Regions from separate parts of the Homo sapiens genome. Here region 2 is linked to region 1. The links are chromatin contacts, found by Hi-C or POLR2A ChIA-PET in ENCODE. All regions are on one chromosome and are shown on one strand. The core of a region is the stretch at or near the end of the contact, and the rest is flanking DNA. Distances in the headings are between cores, read along the strand shown.

Evidence for each region. Hi-C counts contacts between places; a loop is a spot of excess contacts on that map. ChIA-PET counts read pairs that join two places held with the same protein, here RNA polymerase II (POLR2A). Pooled maps may share reads with other maps.
Region 2: a map with no recorded cell type shows a loop between it and region 1 (8-fold over the local background). The contact joins two enhancer-like sites. A Hi-C loop is called at or near these places in 10 of 37 single-sample maps with no recorded cell type and 11 of 50 pooled maps. POLR2A ChIA-PET finds 5 or more read pairs at or near these places in 5 of 52 experiments (WTC11, activated CD4-positive, alpha-beta T cell, activated CD4-positive, alpha-beta memory T cell and 1 more).

What each region holds. Positions count from the first base shown.
Region 1 is chr6:5,172,218-5,178,053 of GRCh38, reverse strand. All of the region lies in intron 2 of LYRM4 (LYR motif containing 4), which reads left to right. All of the region lies in intron 3 of LYRM4-AS1 (LYRM4 antisense RNA 1), which reads right to left. Among named protein-coding and RNA genes, the nearest start is that of MIR3691, 27 kb to the right of the region's middle. Within about 2 kb of position 3,098, at least 9 of the 41 ENCODE cell types and tissues checked have a DNase peak (open chromatin) inside an H3K27ac peak, as active enhancers do.
Region 2 is chr6:5,299,580-5,305,415 of GRCh38, reverse strand. All of the region lies in intron 1 of FARS2 (phenylalanyl-tRNA synthetase 2, mitochondrial), which reads right to left. Among named protein-coding and RNA genes, the nearest start is that of FARS2, 41 kb to the right of the region's middle. RefSeq lists enhancers at 2,886-3,180, 3,130-3,189. Within about 2 kb of position 2,780, at least 4 of the 41 ENCODE cell types and tissues checked have a DNase peak (open chromatin) inside an H3K27ac peak, as active enhancers do.

The DNA of each region.
Region 1 (5,836 bases), core at 1,849-4,348:
CTTAGGGGAAGACAGACATTCTCACAAGTAATTAAATACTTAGTTAAAAAAAAAATAGTGGCATATGTGGGTATAGTGAGAGCCCAGGGTGAGCAGTGGCTTTCAGAAATGTTTTAAACAAAGACGTCATCCCCAGAATGCATTATCCCCCAAGTTGGCAGTGTTGAGGAGCGCGTGAGGCCTAGTATGTTCTTGGAAAGAAATCTTTATTTCCTGAGAATCACTTCTCATCCCTGTATAAATGCATCTGACCTGTTTGTAAGAGTATGAAACAGACACTGCTATGTGTGATAACTTGTCCTCGAGCCCCTCAAACTCTTCAGAGAAGATAACAAGTCACAGCATCTTGTGACTCTAGTTGGATTTTTTTATTAGTCACGGAAATAACCTGGTGCCGTAAGGATACATTTGACAGCTGTAGCTAAAAGGATTAAAGAAAATACATAAATGAAAGATTCCTCAAGCCAGAGCGGCAGGACAGAAACAGCATGTCCTAACAAGGCAACGTGGGAGACTGGGTCTAGAGGTCAATTCAACAATGGTCACCTGAATGATCATTGTGTTGACACCAAGAGCTTGTGTCTCACTGAATGGTGCCCCCTAGAGAGGCAGGCAGTGCCTAGGAAGGGGTCATCCCGGAGAGCTGGGTAGGCTTTCCAGTCAGATGACTGAGTTCCAAGCGATTAAAATGTTTGGGTGCAGTACTCCTCCAAGGACATGCTTATCCCTAACTGTTACTGCATTACTAGGAAAACTTCTTTGTTCAGTCTGTAAGAGGACTGTGGCATTTGAGGACAGCCTTAAGAAGATATTAAGTAGCAGAGAATCTTCTACGCTCACCTGTGATTTCAGCAGTGGTCACACCTGTTAAGAGCAGAGTTCTTTTAAACACACGGGGAAGACACAGGAGGCCTTGAGAGTCCTCTGGCAGCTGTCGATGGTGCAACTGTATTCGCACTTTTCCATATTTTCCCTTCCTATTGGCATTCTCAAGTTTTGTGCACATGTATGACATTTACACAGTAGGGGATCTATTGAGATATTTTCAAACAGTCAACAATCCTAATCAAAATGTGTGCTACTGAAATAAGTTATTTGGAGTATTAAAACAAGTATCTTCCTGTGGACAACACTACTCATTTGTAATTATGTGATGGGAAGCTTGGGGAAATGTACAGGAGCTTTCAGAACTTATACTTCTGCCTCATGCCATTGTAGATGAAATTATATACTCACACTTTTAGAAATCTGAGATACACATTCACCAAAACTTTTAACCACTGTGAAAGAAACAGATAATCAGCTGTCATTATCCTTGTGTTCAAGATGAAGACCGAAACTTCATTTTCAAAGGTAACTCTGTCAGATCATAACATAAGCACACTTCCTTCAGTGCTTCAGGCCTCAGTAACAGCCAAGACTTATTTCTAAACCACACTGCTCATCAGGGTGCAGTCTATGAAAACTGCCCAGGAAACCTCCTTCCCATTGGTTCCTGAGGAGGGGAGGAACGGACAGCAGACAGGTGAGTACTCAATTTGATTATCTCAGGTAAAGCTTAGAACCCAGCAAAGGCTAACAGACAGTATCACTGGTAGCACCAAAGAAGCCATTTCAGATAATTTCTTAGTATTCCGTAGGCCTTAGTATACCAACAATCTGTTTCTACCACCTTAAAATTTAATAGCGTAGGCCAGGCACGGTGGCTCATGCCTGTAATCCCAGCACTTTGGGAGGCTGAGGCGGGTGGATCATGAGGTCAGGAGTTCAAGACCAGCCTGGCTAATATGGTGAAACCCCATCTCTACTAAAAATACAAAAATTAGCCAGGCATGGTGGCACATGCTTGTAGTCCCAGCCACTTGGGAGGCTGAGGCAGAAGTATAGTTTGAACCCGGGAGGCAGAGGTTACAGTGAGCTGAGATCACGCCACTGCACTCCAGCCTGGGCAATAGAGCGAGACTCTGTCTCAAAAAAAAAAAAAAATTAATAGCGTAATACAACCACCATTTTTGTTATAACTCACAGATTATCTGGGCCGGGAATGCTGATAGTGCACATGCTATCAGCCATAGCTGGGAAGACTGTAACACTGGGTGTACTCAAATGGCTGGGGTTTGGAATCACCCGGAGACAGGTCTGGTGCCTAGGCCAGGATCAGCAGCAGCTGTAGAGCAGAATGTCTGTGTGGCCGGGGCTTCCTCACATCGTGGTAGCCTCAGAGCAGTGCGACTTCCTACTTGGTGGGCAGAACTGCAGAGGAGAGTGTTCTGGAGGACAGAGCAGAGCTGTGTGGCCTTTTGTGAAACAGCCTTGGAAATATGTAGTTTCATTTCTGCCATATTTTTTTGGTCAAAGGAGTCACAGGCTCAGATTCAAAGTGTGGGAACATAGACCCCCGATTCTCAATGGCAGGGGTGTCACAAAATGTGTGACCCTGTTTTAAAACCACCACAGGCCCCCTCTCCTTAGTATTCCACTGGCCCTTTATCCTGGAAACCTCAGGAAATGGTTTTTCCTGATTTTCTTCTTTAATTCTCCTCTCCCATCCCTTCCTCAATCCAGTTCAAGGATAAGGGCCTAGAACTCCACCTGTGTCCTATTCCCTCTTGAATCCACAGGTCGAGCAGGAAAGTGAAGGATGAGGCTGGCATGTGTAGAAGTGCCAGTGGAGGGCGCTGTGGCTGACTAGAAGGCCTCTACGTTTTAAAGGACAGCTGTTCCAAACGGAGGTGGGAATGAAGTCCTTGTGTTTCCAGATTTCCCATTTTAATGTGAAATTAGATATTGAAATATTGCTTCATAATGTTTTAAAAGCATACCATGAGATCTGGGTTTATGCTCTTGTCTATGCACTGGCTCTGAGCCCCTCTTTGAAAGACCCAGAACTCATAAAACAAGGCATTATTTAAGATTGCACATTTATGTTTATCCCCAGAAATTTCCACATTGGGGTCTGGAATGCCATTGCTTCTTTAAATACTACTTACTTTAAATCATATTTGCAAAGAATTCTTGTAACTGAGAATCTAGGCGCTCAATAAATAGACCGCATCCTTCCTTCATCTGCACATGAATGGCAGCATTTTGTGCATTAATTACGTGTGTGATGTGTCTAAGCTGAATTGGCTGAGGAGCAGAACTTTAATGATTAGCTGTATAAAACTGAAAGAGAGCTTCAATTTTGACGTTAAGCCTTGCTTATCTTTTATATTCTCAGCCTTTCTCGACGTTTGTTAGAATTTAAACTTGTCCTAAGCATGACAACATCTGTTCAAAAGAGAGGGGGGATAATATATGTTTATATATACACACCTTAATTTAGTATTGGGGACCTTCCAGTTACCAATTATAAGTGTAAAGACTAAATAAAAGTTATAGAAAATTAGACAAAATAAACAGTGACCAAGAGAAGATTTAAGAAATCTGAAGCTAAAGATTTATTTTTCTGCCTGCCCTCCTTGAAGTAACCATTAAGTTTATAAATAGCCTCCTTCCTCTGAGAAGAAAGGTCCTAGTGACACCAAACAGGATGCGACGCGCTGAGTACTCTCCCCTTTCATTTTGAAACTCGAGCTTTTGTGAAGACTATCATTGTGCATCCGTCTGTCTCTCCTCATTACCACTTCTGGTTGGAGCCGGAAGCAGGACAGATGCATATAGTCCTCATTTCAACCACAGGAATTGACTTTAAAGGTGACACTGTCCTTAGTAACACAGCTGATGCCCTGTAGGGGTAAAATTAGTTGTGTTTTCTCTGTGCAGGTGAAATTTTAATGAATTTTTTGATACTCTGTAGAGCATTCACTGCAAAATGCGTTGTAAGCTCTAAACACCAACAGCTGATTGTGAAAGACTCTTTATTTTTTCTTTGCCCTAACTTAAAAAAAAACAGAGAATGTTTCCAGAGAATCTACTAAGGAAAACATCAGGTCTGACAACAAAAGAGAACTGAGAGAGCGAAGAGGAGGCAGCTTTCTGCACTTTGCACACTGGGTTGCAGTTCTCACAGAATCCTGGGGCTCAGGACAAAATGGAAGCTTCCTCCTTGGACCTGCATTTACCCCAGGCCTCGAAACAAAGCCCCCCAGTCTATAGTTTCCAGTGTCACTTCACAGATCTTTTCATACCACAGCAACCCATACTGCCAGGAATCTGCCTGTTGTCTCCAGCACAGCTTCCTATTGAAAGCAACTCTATGTCTAACCTGCCTTAAAGCAGGTTACGGCTATATTTTAAAACCCACCGCATTAATTCAGGACATATCTTTTTATCAAATGGATTTCTCTTCTGCATACATATTTAAACATGAGCCGTACACTCAGAGCAATGGACTGTTTTATGAAAGGTGATTAGCATATAGTACTCAATCAAAGAATTTGTAAATGAAAAAAGTTGAAAATATGAAATATTGATCACTGGGGTACTCATTAACTGTTCAAAAGCATAATTTAGTTGAATTTCAAATGTGTTAATGTAGGATATCATTCATAGAAAAGAAAAGGATTGTAATTTTACACATCATGTTTAACTTTTTAAAGTGTGGCATCTTTAATGCAGGTATTTGTTCTTAGAACTCTTATTGTATGACTGATTCAGACTTCGTGATTCATTAGCCCTACAAATCTCGAGAACATACATGAATGTGCTCATACAGAGGTTAGAAACTTGGGCTAGCTCAAGGGTAGCCTAAGAGAATATTGGAGACAGAAGGTTCTCATTCCTTGAGCAGTGCTCAGAGCATAGCTCCATGTATAGTGAGCATAACAGCGTTGATGTGTCTGATTGGTGTGTTGGTATTAACAAACATGTAATGGCACAGAGGACAGGAAATTTCATTACATCTCTGGCAAATTCATATTGAAAGAAAGAAGGACAGATGGTTGAAAACAGCCATAAAATATTCTATTACATGTCTGCAGAAGTCATTAGCAGTTAAAGAGATGTTATTAATGGATCAGATTCACTTGGGGAGTCATGTTTCTATAATGCACATTAAAGCAATGATACTTCCGGTATTTTTAATGCAGTCAGGGCCAAAGACAAACCTGTCTTTCTGAATAATTAGAAAATGGATTTATTGGCAGTGAAGAAGCTGCTCTTCAGCTTGACTCCAGATCATTTGGGGAGGTTGTTTTTATCATCTAATGTGAAAGAGTAGAATGTAACTGGCTGCTAGCCCTATAGGTCACTGAAATAATGCCATATTGCTTTATTAGTATTTTGGGGGAGAAAGGAAGGAATAAAATTAGTATTTCTGAAAATCATCAAGGAATAATTTTAGTCTCTCAAGTGCCTTAACGTGTCTCTTTAGAATTAATGCAAACATCAGGGTTTTGACTTTGTGAGCATGAGAATGATTTTTGGTGCGTGTTTCTGTCTGTGTGATAAACAAAACAGTGTCTGTGAGATGCTGGGGAGCCCTTTGGACCAGGTGCAGTCATTTGTGTGGTCCTCCCTTTGCAGAGAGGAACTTTCAGCCCCACAGGTCCAGGATGTGAGAACACGAGATGCTCAGTCCCTGGGAGGAGAGCTTTCCTTAGGGCATCTCACATTTCAAAGCAGGGTAGGGTCGGGGCAGCTTAGTGACGCTAGCATCAAAGCAAAAGGAAGGGAGGTGCTCGTGAAACTGTGGTCATCGTTCCTGGACAGTCCAGAGCTTCCTCTCCCTCGAAAGTATTTGGAAATGCACCGACAAATCCTCCCTCCTCAGCTCCTTTTTTTGGGCCTTCTGAGAATTGTTGCCGCTCAGGTGATGCTCTTCCGTGCTGTGCAGCTCGTGTTACAGCGTGCTTTCCCAGCATGTTGGAACACACGGTGTGCAGCAAATCCTCAC
Region 2 (5,836 bases), core at 1,531-4,030, 130 kb before region 1:
ACAAGGCTTTGATAAAATGCCTGGGACTATGAGGATAAAGTAGTATTTTCCCTCATTCATTCAATCAGCAGACACAAAACTACCATACACGTACATCATATACAATACAATGTGCTAGACATTTTAGGAAATGGGTAGAAAATTGTAATTTTAAAAGGTACAGTTCCTACATGAAGGCATGTAATGTTTATAATCCAACTGGATAACAAATTGAAGAAAACTGCAATGACAAAGATCTAGAACAAATTGCTAATTAATCACAGTATCTTTCCCACTGAGCCTAGGTGTGACCTCAAAATCCTTCTCCACACAAGCACTCCATTCAGCACCCAAAAGACTGTCCTCACCAGGTGAGGTGAGGTGCTTTGTGCAGTCCACAATAGGCACTCTTCTGAGCGCATGCCCAGCTACTTCCAGTGCCCTCCCACTACTGCTCCTACCAAGCTCCTTTGACTTCCACCTTCGCCTCCAAATCACTAGGTATTCCCAAAAAGAAGGGAGCCACTAAGAACCTAGTCACACTGGCTGAACACTCTTGTCAACTCACCTTTGCCAATCTTTTTAAAAGTCCGAATTCTAGGGAAAGAGGAAACACCTATACCCTTGCTTTAATCCATATCAAGCACACATCTATTTTAAATACTAATGGATGACCATTATGTTATCCTTAGACACCTAGTACATTCCTATTAACAAAGGCAATGCATGGTGTCCCTGGGCTTAAATCAATACACAAACGCGCCAACAAGTTTTTTACACACACAAACACAAACACAAACATAAACACAGCTTCTCATGTACTGTGAGAGGCTGCATCCCTAACCAAGTTGGCCATCTGGGAAACGAATGCCTTTGTGGTGGCATTGTGAATTGCCTCCACTCTTCTGGAAAGCAATCTGCCAATACGTTTTAGAAGCCATAAAAATGTTCATACTCTTTGACCCAGTAATGCCATGTCTGAGACTCTATCATAAGAGACTAATTCAAAATATGAAAATAGCTACATGTACAAATGTATACCTTTAACTGTTATTAGTAACTGTAAAAAGTTGGAAGTAACGCACATGTCAACAACAGAGTTAAATAATTAATGATGTGGCATCACAACAGAATATGATACAGCCATTCAAATGGTAACTATGGGGATTATACAGTGATAAGGGGAAACGCACATACAAAACAACTGATACAACTATGAAAAGCCACTGAACAATTGTTTAAAAACTGATTACCATGTTTTAGGGTGGTAAATGTGGGTGCTTTCCCTTCTTTATTTCTAAGCTTTTTGTAATACTGCTATGATGCCTCTATAATTAAAAGATAATCTTTTATTTAAAAATGATATGCATGCTTTGATCTCAAGGATACAGAGCCACACCAGACCATGCAGCCTGCTATGTTACTCAGGGAGGAAGAGGGACCATTAGCATTCTACGGACGCACAGGCATCATGGGCTGAGCCACACAGAGCAGTCCACGGAGAGCCACCTGGAGGTGTTGCGTACTTGGTCAATGATTGCCAAAAAATGAGCAGTGTCCATCTGCTAACCCCAGTCAATTCCCCTCATTACGAGCATCCCGAGGCAGAGAATTCCCCGGGCGCACTTCACATACTGTCAGCTTAGTTATCCATTTAAAAAATTTATTTGAGGTCACATGGGGCTGTACAATCATTTGGTTAAAGTCACAAGCCCAGATTTTCACATTGGGAGCAATGAGAAATGTCTGTGGCAAGAAATGCAATAATCACAAAGATGGAGGAAGGCAAGCAGAAGCAACTTTTCACTTTCAGAGAAGCAGGGGGCTTGGGGAGCAGCCAGCGTGGCCGCAAACACATTTGTCTAAGAAACAGAGTCGTGGGGAGGGCAGGCTCAGAGGGAGGGCAGGAGCGGCTCTCCCGAGCTGACACAAGGATGAAGACACAGGAGGTAAAGGTGTGCGCTCAGCCCTAACAAGCCTCAACCAGCAGATGGCAACCGACTTCACCTTGGGGCCATTTAGCCCCACGTGCAGCTTCAGCCCTGTGCCAGTCCAGGCACCAGTCCCACTCAGGAAAATCTCAGAGATCTCCAGTCCAGCTTCAACCAGTCAGTCCCAGGTGCTGCTCTTGCATTCTTGCCCTTCATCTCTATGTCCAGGCACCTCTTTATACCCTAGTGTCAATGCTCAAGTTCTTTTCTCTCCTCTATACCTTCACTTCCCCACTGAGTCCCTGCCAGGGAAGCAGCAGGGCAAAGAAGCTTCACATACAGGTTGTGAAATCAGACGGCACTGACTTAAAATTCAAGTTAAGCTACTCTTCTCCCTGTATGATCTTGGGAGAATTACTCTCTTGAACTTCGGTTTCCTTCTCTAAAAGATTTGTACCTGCACCACAGGATCATTATAAGGGTCAAATGAAACAACAAATGTAAACCCCAGTATCTGACACTTATGAATGCTTAATAAAAGTTTGCTATATTTACTCTCGTTCCTCAGCAGCTGGCACCCTGTGTGTCTTCTTCCTCCACTAACCCTGTCCATCGAACATGAACCACACAGTCCCGCTCTCTGTTGCTCAGCCCTCCTTATGCTGATCTCAGTCCTGAACTCAGCGTGCCTTCTGGAACCACTCCACTGCCCAAACCAAAACACTCTCATTTCTGCACCGTGAGCCGACTCTCCCTGCCAACAGTTATAGCCCCCCACACAGTCAGGAAGTGCACAGTAATTTCATACCTTGGTACCGAAGCCACACTGCCTGGTTCACAGCCCTGCTCTTTCACTCATTAGTTCATGTGACTTTGCTCAAGCTACTTAACTTCTCTGTGCCTCATCTCCCCATCTGTAAAAGATAGTAATAGTGTCCACCTCCTAAGATTGAGGAGAGGATTCAGTGTGCAAGTAAAGCTCTGAGAACTGTGCTAGCACATAATAACCAGGCACATTTTTTTTTAACTTCAACTCCCCAAGGCCAGAGGTACTTGATTAGCCTATGTCATCCCATGTCATCCGATAACCCAAGCAGCTTTGCGACTCTCTGACACAAGGGAGATGTAATCTCTCTGGACAGCAAAGCCTTGCTATCTACCACGTGGTGCACAGACCGACATGGGCACTGCCTGGAAGCCTGTTAGAATCTCAGTCCCCACCAAGCCCTACTGAAATAAAATCTGAATCTTAACATGTTTTGCAGACAGAAGTCACCTAGAGGTCTTGTTAAACAACACAACAACACAGGTTTGGATGGCGCCTGAGATTCTGCTGTTCCTAGGACCAAACTTAGGGGAGCAGAGCTCTAGAGGAAAGTTCTGAAGTAGAAGTGTTCCAATATGTGGGAAGACTGTCACCTGGAGTCTGTAAGTGACAAAGAGGGTAGGTGGGCATGACTGGTAACTGGAAAAGTGCATGGCTAAGAAGATAAATGACCAACAACATAAGGAGCTCCTTGTAAGTTCTTAAGAGGGTAGGGACCAAGTCTTCTTAATCTGTTTTATTGAGTGAATTCCCAACATGAAGGATGGTTCACCAAAATCATCTGACATAACCCTTACTTGTGTGGGGTCCACCAATTTAGCCCCATTTTCTTTGTGTGTGTGTGTGTGTGTGTGTGTGTGTGTGTGTGTGTGTGTGTATGTGTGTGTGAGATAGCATCTTACTCTGTCACCCAGCAGGCTGGACTCATTTTCAATAAAACTAGAATGTTAGTTTAAAAAAAAATTGTTTGATATTAGTTGCCACTCCGCAACCCACCCTAATATATTAAACTGCACACTTTCTGCATGGAGACAATGCAAACTGCTCTTGATAGAAGGGAATGATTTCACAATTGCTTCCCTTAGAAATGATTTTGGCTTTGATCCAGGAGATGGGGTAGGTGGGTTGGAGATAAGAATGGGGCTGGCAGAACACCTTCTGCAAAACAGTGGGCTAGGCTTTGAAAGAGAACTTGCCGTTACTTTGCTGCCATCTTCTTTGTTCTTTTAGAGACAGGGTCTCATTCTATCACCCAGGCTACAGTACAGTGGCACGATCACAGCTCACTGCAGCCTCAAACTCCTAGGCTCAAAGGATCCTCCTGCCTCAGGCTCCCAAGCAGCTGGGACTACAGGTGCATGCCACTATGCCCAAACTTTGCTACCATCTTATTTCAAACTCCCAGGATGTTGCAAACTAAGTTAAGGCATCAGAAAAGTAAGTGCCTCATTTCTATAACCCTTGACCTTTTTCTTAGTGACATAGGTAACTAACCAGACCCTGGAGGTCAACAACCAGAGAATAATAATTATAGAGAAGAAAAATAAAAGACTACAGACTAGAAAAAAATCATACCAATTGATCCAAGAGCCCCCCAAACACTCCCTCCCACCCCCAGTAAGCACAGCCTTCATTTTCTAGGACTTCAGAAATAACCAGATGTGGCTGGGCATGGTGACTCACGCCTGTAATCCCAACACTTTGGGAAGCCAAGGCAGGCAGATTGAGACCAGCCTGGGCAACATGGCAAGACCCCATCTCTACAAAACACAGCAAGACCCCATGTTTACAACATGGCAAGACCCCATCTCTACAAAAAAAAATTTTTTAAATAAAAAAAATTAGCCAGGTATAAGTAGCACATGACTATAGTCCCAGCAACTTGGGAGGCTGAGGCAGAAGGGTAGCTTGAGCCTGGGAGATGAAGGCTGCACTAAGCTATGATGGCATCACTGCACTCCAGCCTAGGCAACAGAGCAAGACCCTGTCTCAAAAAAAAAGAAAGAAAGAAAGAAAAAGGAAATGACCAGATGCCCATGACTGTTATCTAAGCAATCTGTCTCTCTCATCCAACAGTGTCCCCTGCCCCACCCACCATCTCCACACAGACACCTGTCACCTCAGTAATTAACTAAGGGGAAAAATCTGCATAAAAGTGAGAAGAGAGCTACATTCCCAGTCCCCACAACCGTCATGAAATTATCTAAATGTGAATGCCATATCAAACCCAAATGTGCTTCTCTTTGAAAAAAAACAAAATAAGGATCACCATCAGATGTCCCTTCCAAGTCAAAGGTCAGGAAGAATTTCCACTATGTCACTCTGAATCAGCAGCTGTGTATGACTATAAACAGACATAACATTTGGACATGCTTATGTTATATATACTTACATGTACACACAGAGACACATATGTCTCTGTTCTACCTATATCAAAAAAGGTTTTGGAGCAGGTAAGAAGTTCTTGTCCTCAACCACCAGAGTAATCCAATCATTTTCTGCCCTCAGTGAGGGCTCTAAGAGATACACAGCAGGAAATCTACCAGGGATCCTACATCCTTTCTCTAACTACTCACAGAGTCCTCATAGATAAATAAAATCATAGGTAAATAAAAAACAAAAAATGAAAACATTTTTAAATTTGACATCTAAACTTTCTGCTCCAACTACTGACAGAGCTCTCATATATAAATAAAAAAGGCAAATATTTAAAATTTTATATCTAATCTTTTTTTAATAGATAAAGGAATTTATTATGGAAATTGGCTTATGTGACTATCGAGACTGAGAAGTCCTATAATCTGTAAACTGGAAAACTAGCAAAAAGGATGAGTTCATGTCCTTTAGCTGGAAACCATCATTCTCAGCAAACTATCACAAGGACAGAAAACCAAACACCGCATGTTCTCACTCATAGGTGGGAAATGAACAATGAGATCACTTGGATACAGGGTGGGGAACATCACACAACAGGGCTTCTTGGAGGGTGGGGGGCTGGGGGAGGGATAGCATTAGGAGACATACACAATGTAAATGACGAGTTGATGAGTGCAGCAAACCAACATGGCACATCTAAACTCATCTTTTAAACAAAAGCAAG